Linked DNA regions of Homo sapiens: region 1 is linked to region 2. A link is a contact called in ENCODE Hi-C or POLR2A ChIA-PET data. All regions are on one chromosome and are shown on one strand. Each heading gives the region's core, a stretch centred on a gene start or an enhancer-like site at or near the end of the contact. The rest is flanking DNA. Distances are from core to core; before and after follow the strand shown.

Region 1 (4,149 bases), core at 881-3,380, 65 kb before region 2:
AAAATATGGTTAATCACCGTACCCCAAATGCGAATAGTGCCCTGTTGGAAAACACTGACCATGACACAGAGATTTTTCTTTCCTTGTCTTTCTTCTCTTTCTTCTTGTTCTCTTCTATATCCCACTTTCCTTTAGTAGCAACACATAAAACATCTCTTTCCTAGAATTATAGAAACCACATGAAATTCCATAATCTTATTTGCTGATCTAATTTTTATAGCATTCCACCTAAATCCTCTTATTAAGTATTTTTGTTGTTGCTGCTATTGTTGCAGTGATTTCTTTGTTTTTTGAGTTTTTGTTTTGTTTTGTTCTTTGGTTGGCAGAAAAAGGAGAGAGAAAAATGTTGAATGACACAAAATATAATTCCTTTTTTGTCAAAGAAGGTGCCTGTATCCCCCACCCATTTTTCCCTAGTCCATGCGACAAATAGTTCTTTCTTTTTTTCTTAAAAAGAATCATAGATCCAAGGACATTATTATGACAAAGTTACAATGTGGATTTTCTTCTATGTGATACTTTTTGCTATTTATTCTTATGCAAAATAATGTGTATTTTACTTAGAAAGTAAATAGTTGTGGATTTTGAATACTCACATGTTAAATGCTATAATTTATATATAAAATTTAAATGTCGAAATTCTACAGCTATACTAATATTAATGGCAAGGGGTCTCAGAAAATAAAACTCTAGAAACAAAAAGACCCTGCAACCACCAACAGTATTTCTCCAGGAAAAGCTGCACAGGCGCTTGATCTCAGGCCTCACATAGTGGTTTTATTCCAAAGGAAACACCAAATGACCAAAACTTGCAGTCAGTCCAGGAACAATTCAGAGCCACAGTGATTTTCTGCTAAACCTAGAAGTTAAGCCTCAGAAGACTATGGCTTGGCTCAAAGTTACTTCTTAGCCATGGAAACGTTTTAGAGTTTGTTCATTTATTCATGCATGCAAGGCTCTAAGTGAGCATTTACAATGCATCCAGCAGAGAGGAAAAAGAACCAGTCACTGCTCCCAGGAGATCAAGCTGATGGGAGAGCCCCTCCTAGCCATTCCATCATCTTTTCTGCCTCAACTTCCCAAAGACTTGGCAGGTGTCTGACTGGAAGTGGTTGTTCTTTGCTTCTATCAGTTGTGTTTATGAGCATATACAAACCTTAGAGAGCTATGATTGAACCTCGTTTTCCAAGACTAACACCATTTTTTAGTACCCACATTTATATTTTCTCTCACTCTCATTCTAAATTACAGACGCAGTCAACTCACCTGCCAGAGTTTTGCTTGCCCCAACACTTAGCAAGAAGCTGAATGCATCCAAGGATCCCCACAATCCCAGAACATTCTAAAAATATTGCAGGATGAGAAAGAATTGTCAGCAACTGAGGGAGGAAGTTGTTCAACTTCCACCAAGCATCAGGCTGAGGTGGAATGAGTGGAGACACATGATCAATGAATAAGAAAGAAAATGAGAGAGAAGATGGAGAGGATTAAGAAATAATGATTGAACACATCACCACCGCTTTGCTGGAGCAAGATCAAATACAATGGGCAACGTGACAAGCAAACAGGAAATACTGTGGCGAGTCGCCTGCTCCCCCAAGGCTGAGTAGGCCTCTGTTGCATCAGGGGAAGCAGAGTCAAATCGTGATTTCAGCTTTTCCCAATGTTGCTTTGCACACACACCAACCTCACAACTACCCCACCCTTGTCAACAAATGGGGCATGTCACCCCAGCTTCTATTTATATTATGCTGGTTTGTATGTTCTTTCTTAAAACGTGTAGCTCTCCTATTCTGTAAACATTTATTCTCGTGACCTGTGTGTTTTATCCTACGTTCATACTGAGAATGATCTTCTGGCCAGGTATCTTGCATGGTCTCAACTTGCTTCATAACCTTTCTTAATGCCTAGCAAACCAAAACCACTCAGTAGACGTTGTTGATCACCAAGTAACTGTTTACAGAAAGGAAGAGCGGGCCACACTGTGTATTGCGAGTTAATAATGTGTTCCCAGGCATTGCTCATTGCAGCTGCTCCCTTTAGAAGCAAGAATTCCTGAGCAATGACTGAGCAGACCCTATCGGTGTTCGAGCCAATGACGGCGTCCCTGGAAGGGATGCCCGATCTTGCCTTGCAATCCGGCCAGTTCCCATTGGCTGGGCATTCCGGCTAGCCAGGATTTCTTCTCCTTCCTCAGCATGGCTTTGCTCTTCTTGCTCTACACCTGGAATTTTTTCCCTAATTTAAAACATAGTCATTCTCCATGATATGCTGCCTGTGAAGCACTTCTGTGAGTTTTTCAGGTCTCAAGTGACTAATACTTTTCTCAGCACTTATAATCAGTAATGGTCTGTACTTAGCATCTTAATTTATTTACTTTCCTTCTGTATTGTTCCTTGTTTTCTGTGTCCTTGTCTTCTTCATTTTCTTTTTTTTTTCCTTTCTTTTTTTTTTTTTTTTTCTGAGACAGAGTCTCGCTCTGTCGCCCAGGCTGGAGTGCAGTGGTGCGATCTCAGCTCACTGCAAGCTCCGCCTCCTGGGTTCAAGCCATTCTCCTGCCTCAGTCTCTCAAGCAGCTGTGACTACAGGTGCCCACCACCACGCCCGGGTAATTTTTATATTTTTACTAGAGATGGGGTTTCTCCATGTTGGCCAGGCTGGTCTCAAACTCCTAACCTCAGTTAATCCACCTGCCTCGGCCTCCCAAAGTGCTGGGATTATAAGTGTAAGACACAGTGCCTGGCGTTACTTCCTATCTAGATTCTAAGCAACTTGGGAGCTCACTGCCTTGCAGCATAGCATTATGTTTATATAGGATCAGCAAATGATTGGTGGAATGGGTGGCTCCTCAGTGAACCAGAAACTGGGTAATATTCAAGTGCACCCACACTTGTGTGCGCTAGCCATGCACATGCACATAGTATCATCATGTGCTAGTTACTTTGCATGTTATCTCATTTAATACTCACAGCAACCCAATGGAGGTAGTTACCATTCCCATTTCCGTTTAATTAATGAGAAAAATTTAGAGAAGCTACCTATTTTGCCAAGAGTCACTGTGTTAGAGACAGTGATAGCCTATATGCTTTATTGCTTTTTAACTCCGGTCCATGTCTCCTGTCCCACAGATGTAATCATAACAATGTAACAGCTAATGCTCTTTAAAAAAAAAAAAAAGAAAGAAAGAAAATCTTGATAAAAGTATAACCTGTCTCTCCCATTTACCCTTCCAGTAGTCCACCACCCCCCGAGCCTTTCCCTTTCGCCGTTGCAGTATTGACTGTTCTGAACATATGGGCATTACCCAGTACGCTAGGTCTAAGCCAGGAAATGTCGCTGCGAATAATAATAACAGGATCAACTTCTCAGTGGTGTTAGTGTGAATACGACAACACACTGTATTTTCCAGCAAATGTGTCATCCTTCCACTCATTGACACGAGGACTTGTTCTTCCTGCCTAACTGAGTCAGTCACAATCCCAGCATTTCAACGGATGTGTTGTGAACCTCCTGTGAAGAAAAAATGTCAACATAAACAGTACCCAATAGTGAGAACTATAAGGTTTTCAGGCTCTCGACAGGGATTAGATTGCTTGATTCTGAAGCTTCTGAGACATAGATACCACAAAGAGTGTGACAATTGCCAATTGACAGCTGAAAGACACCAAGGCTGAGGGAAGTTAAGTGATTTACGCAAGGTGAATAAGTTAGTAAGTGGGAGAGCCTTTACTAGAACCAGGTTTTTTGTTTGTTTGTTTTTTTGAGACAGTCTTGCTCTGTTGCCCAGGCTGCAGTGCAGTGGCCCGATCTCTGCTGACTGCCACCTCCGCCTCCCAAGTTCAAACAATTCTCCTGTCTCAGCCTCCCAAGTAGCTGGGATTACAGGCATGCACCACCATGCCTGGGTAATTTTTGTGTTTTTAGTAGAGATGGGGTTTCACCATGTTAGCCAGGCTGGTCTAGAACCACTGACCTGAAGTGATCCACCTGCCCCAGCCTCCCGAAGTGCTAGGATTACAGGCGTGAGCTACTGCGCCCAGCCTAGGGTTTTGTTGTTGTTGTTGTTGTTGTTGTTGTTTTAATTTTTATTTCTTTATTTATGAGACAGAGTCTCACTTTGTCACCCAGGCTGGAGTGCAGTGGCACAAT
Region 2 (4,148 bases), core at 1,229-3,728:
CCAGCTACCCTCCCATTAACCCCAAACCTCTGACTGCTGTATTTTCTGGGCCCTGTAAGAGTGGCCTCCACCACTGGGGGAAGAGGGCAGGATAAGGGTGAGCTCCCCAGAAGGGCCCCCCCATAGAAAGTCGAATCTGGGAGTGTCTGGAATTAACTGTGAATGCTTTAACCTGAGGAAAAGAGACTGCGACTTCTCTACCCTATTTGCTTTGTTCCCCCAGGGTATCTTCACCTTGGGCAAAGGTCAGTTGTGTGTTTGTGCCCACCCTTAGGGCTGAATTCTCCCTTAGGCACATCGGAAGCACAGTACCCAGGGCCCACAATACTTTTAGGGGTTTACAACAATGTTTTCATTTTATTTAAAATCATAAGAAAAAAACTATATAATAATAACGAATATGTAAACATGAATCCAGCCTGGATTATATGATCTTACACCAATACAGTCATAAAATATGATTATCAATATTTTTATGGAGGAAGAGGCCCACAAAGGCAAAAGCAAAGCAAGTGGACCACTTACCACCAGACAAGCCACAAAAGTCATAATGCAGCGCTGACAATTGTGTGAGCTGGAATCCAGTGAGCAAGAAAATAACATTAGGAAGAAGTACAGAAAATTCCTGAACGCTAGCGCCCTATGTTTGGGAAAGAAATCCCTCTCTTTTGGGTGAGGACAAAGAAGTTCCCATATCCTACCCACCCTCCTGCCCCCACCCCAGCAACAATGCAACTCATAGAACATTCTGTGCCCTATCACATTCATTACACCTATGGGACGCATTCACTCATCAAAGATCACCCGGCTACTGAGGCATCCTCATTTCTATCGTTCAGTGGTCAAGCTCTTCTTCCCGTTCAGCGTACGTAGTACCTAGTCTGTTGAGGGTGCTTTAAAATGTTTAAAGAATGATAATGATCAATTTCTCCTATTTTTTTTTTAGCTTTTGAATCAAACATTTGGAAACATTGAATTTTCATGCTGCATTCTATGTATTAATTATGAAATAACTCTCATGATTGGAATATTCTAAATGAAGAAAACAGAAAAGGAGTTACGTCTTTCTGTTATTTTTCACCAAACACAGTACACTGGGGCTTATAAATACACTTTATCAAATCCCTCTGTGCAAGTAGTCCCGAGTGCTCCCCCTACCAACCCTGCACCATGAGAGAATGAATAAATGAATATCTAACAGGGCCCACACAATACCCACGAGATAATCGGCATTCTGAAAGTGTCTGAAGATATCATGTATGATAGACACCAAAGAGTGACCCTGTGCATTTCACTCCTGAATTACTGGTTGGCAGAAATGGCTGAGCAACACAAACAGATCTGAGAAGGACAAAACAGATAAATTCAGAAAACAGGTCAGCATGATTAGTAGATGTCAGAAATGATACTTTTCTGTCCCCCACCCCCTTCTGATTTATGCAGGACACTGTTTCTAATTTCCTTTGTTTTTCAACCCCAATATATTCCAGCTCCAGTTATTCACTACAAATGGCCACACTGTTTACTGAAGGCTGGCGTGTCAGTTGTTGAAGGAAGAAGGGACCGAAGTAGTGCCTGTCTCCAGAAGCCCAATTTCTAACCCCTCTGGGGTTCCAGCCTCCTAGCGAGTAGACGAAGACTGCCAAAGGTTGATCTCCAAATTGAGTTTCTCCAAGGCCAGCTTGCAGAGGCCTGGCAATCAGAAGAGGATACTAAAGGAGCATCCTAACGACAGACACACTGAAAATAATTATCCTGATTCACAAACACCCTCAAAGCTATGAGAATGGTCTTATAAGCAAGGTCTGCTTTAATGGAAACATAAGTATTATGCATTGCAGTCTATCGTAAATTGGTTGTAATTTTCTCCTGACACTTTCTGAATTAAACTAGTTAGTATACGAAAAATAATAATAATAATAATAAAATAATAATAATAAATGCCACAAAGCAAAAGCAAACTGGGTGTCTGAAGGTTAATGATTGCTCATGAAAGCCACAGAAATAAATTATCTGCCTAGGGACACTGTCACATGATCAGCACAAAAGCTGCAACAGCCAAAAATGTTTATGTAGAGGAAAAAAACACATCAGCGTCACAGAACCCTTCCCCCCACAGCTAAATTCAAGTCCTGAGCCAGCCAGCTGCTCCTGACTGCTTACATTAAACTAATTTGTGCTGCTACATTGCAGCTGCTTAATTTTTAGTCTGAACTTTATCACCAATAAGTGTTACAATAACAAGCGATATGATGGTATCTCTGAAGAAATATCCATCAACCCCCAAACAATGACAACCTCACAAGAGTACACTGCAGAAAAACAAATTTAAAAAACAACAACAAAAAAAAACAAAAAAAAAACACAAAAAAAGAAAGGAAGAAAGAAAATTACCCCCACACTGCCTCTTTAAAGGGGGGGAGGGGCAAACTTTTAGTGGGAAAGGCTTTAAAATGCTGCTTTGTTCCAAAGGCCATTCTGCAATGATGAAGGGGGATGATTGAAAAGGTTAGTAGCAGGGGAAGAGTTAACAAGTAAGATGTGCTTTTGCTAAGAGGGGGTGATTTGCAAGGTGAGAGCTTTAGAAGGGGGAAGGCAATTTCCTTACAACAATGCAATCGGTACTTTCTGTCTTGCTCACAGTCCTCCAAGACGTTATGCAAACCCAAACTGCAGCCTGGGCGGTAATTTCAGAGTTGCCCCAAACATTATTCTTTGGCCAGCCGGGTACTGGAGCTTACAATATTCCGTGTTGTTCCCCATGTTTTCCTGTGTTATTTTCCTAGCTCAGTGCAAATGCAGAAACTCTTCTTTGGGCAGAAAGAGACACTGACCTGAACTGGTTTAAATTCCTGCCAAATATGCAGGCACTGTTTTTGCTACATTTTGGAATTTGGCTTAGACCATATGTCAGGCATTTATTTGTACTCAGAACTAGAATGGAGACCTAACAACTTCAAAAAATAAAAGCTTTTTTGTTTTTAAAGCATTAAGAATGTCCTGAAAGTTTTCTATTATTAATTAATCTGAATATGATTAATGTTTTTAGTTAAGATATCTCATTACACACTCTCCTGTTTACTGCAGGGGAAATTCAGCTTCACCCTGCTCAGTAATTACAAAAACAATTCCTTTGAAAGCAAGGGAAGAACACCCGTGTCAGCTATTTACAGCATTTAAAAAATTCTGTGGTTTTCAGAATTAAGGTTCAAAGTGAATGTTATTAATGTTGAGTAATAAAGTAGTTTTTCTTGCACAGATATACTAAATGTAAAAAGAAATGTTTACACTGGAATGATTTTCCCAGGGTGGGAATCGGGGCTGGGGAGTTGGAGGTTTGGGCCCACCCTAGGTTTTTCAACTTGACATCTTTACATCTTACGGTTCCAGCCCAGGTCCTAGCAGATTTCTTTTTTCAGAGAGCTGGTAAATCACGCTACGGGACTGACTCAGAGTGCCACGGGGCATGGCCTTGTTTCGTGGGTTTCTGTTGATGATCCTCCACCGTGGCGGGGCAACTGTGTTTGCAAGAGCCCTCCAGGAGAGGATCCCGGGGAGAAGTAGATGGATGAGGAGTCCCTGGAGCCCATCAGGATTTCTCTTCCCCTCCCCCTCTCTGGTGCCAAATGGGTCACTTGCACAGTGCAAAGCTTTCTCTCCACAGAGCTCAGCGTGATACCTCCGTCTGCTGTTGGCAAAGCTTTAAGACTGCTGGGAACTCAGACGAAATCATCCACAGGCTTGGAGGTGTGGCAGGGTGTAACTAGAATGAGTGCAACTTTTTAAACGGCTCCTAACCATAGGCAGGCTGGGAAGGCCCCAAGACGGAAGGGCAGCCGAGGGGAGGGTCGCTGAACAGCAGCTTGATCTTAATGATAGAATTGGCAGCGGTGTTTGGTTGCTCTTGAACAGAGTAAAAGACCTTAATAGGCCAGACGTCCTATTAAAACCTCAATTGTGAAATTAGAAATTAACTTGATGGAATGTGACAGTCTATCTTACCTATCTGTTCTTTCAGAGCTGGACTAAATTGGTCTAACTAGGACACTTGAAGGCTTGTGAATCAGTTCACACGATCAGTGTGAAAAGCGGGTATGAAGACCCAGATGCTGGTGTGTACGTGTGCATATAAGCCCCAACAGGTATGA

What was found. Hi-C counts contacts between places; a loop is a spot of excess contacts on that map. ChIA-PET counts read pairs that join two places held with the same protein, here RNA polymerase II (POLR2A). Pooled maps may share reads with other maps.
Region 1: a loop to region 2 is called in a pooled map, with 2.1 times the contacts of the local background. The contact joins the enhancer-like site here to the promoter of LINC01625 in region 2. A Hi-C loop is called at or near these places in 1 of 168 maps with a recorded cell type or tissue (CD4-positive, alpha-beta memory T cell) and 1 of 50 pooled maps. POLR2A ChIA-PET finds 5 or more read pairs at or near these places in 2 of 52 experiments (CD4-positive, alpha-beta memory T cell and OCI-LY7).

Annotation. Positions count from the first base shown.
Region 1 is chr6:139,537,897-139,542,045 of GRCh38, reverse strand. No RefSeq gene overlaps it. Among named protein-coding and RNA genes, the nearest start is that of LINC01625, 65 kb to the right of the region's middle. Within about 2 kb of position 2,130, at least 22 of the 41 ENCODE cell types and tissues checked have a DNase peak (open chromatin) inside an H3K27ac peak, as active enhancers do.
Region 2 is chr6:139,472,926-139,477,073 of GRCh38, reverse strand. It overlaps LINC01625 (long intergenic non-protein coding RNA 1625), which reads left to right and starts at 2,478. Exons shown (of 4, transcript NR_033919.1): 1 at 2,478-2,508; 2 at 4,019-4,142. RefSeq lists an enhancer at 3,589-4,089.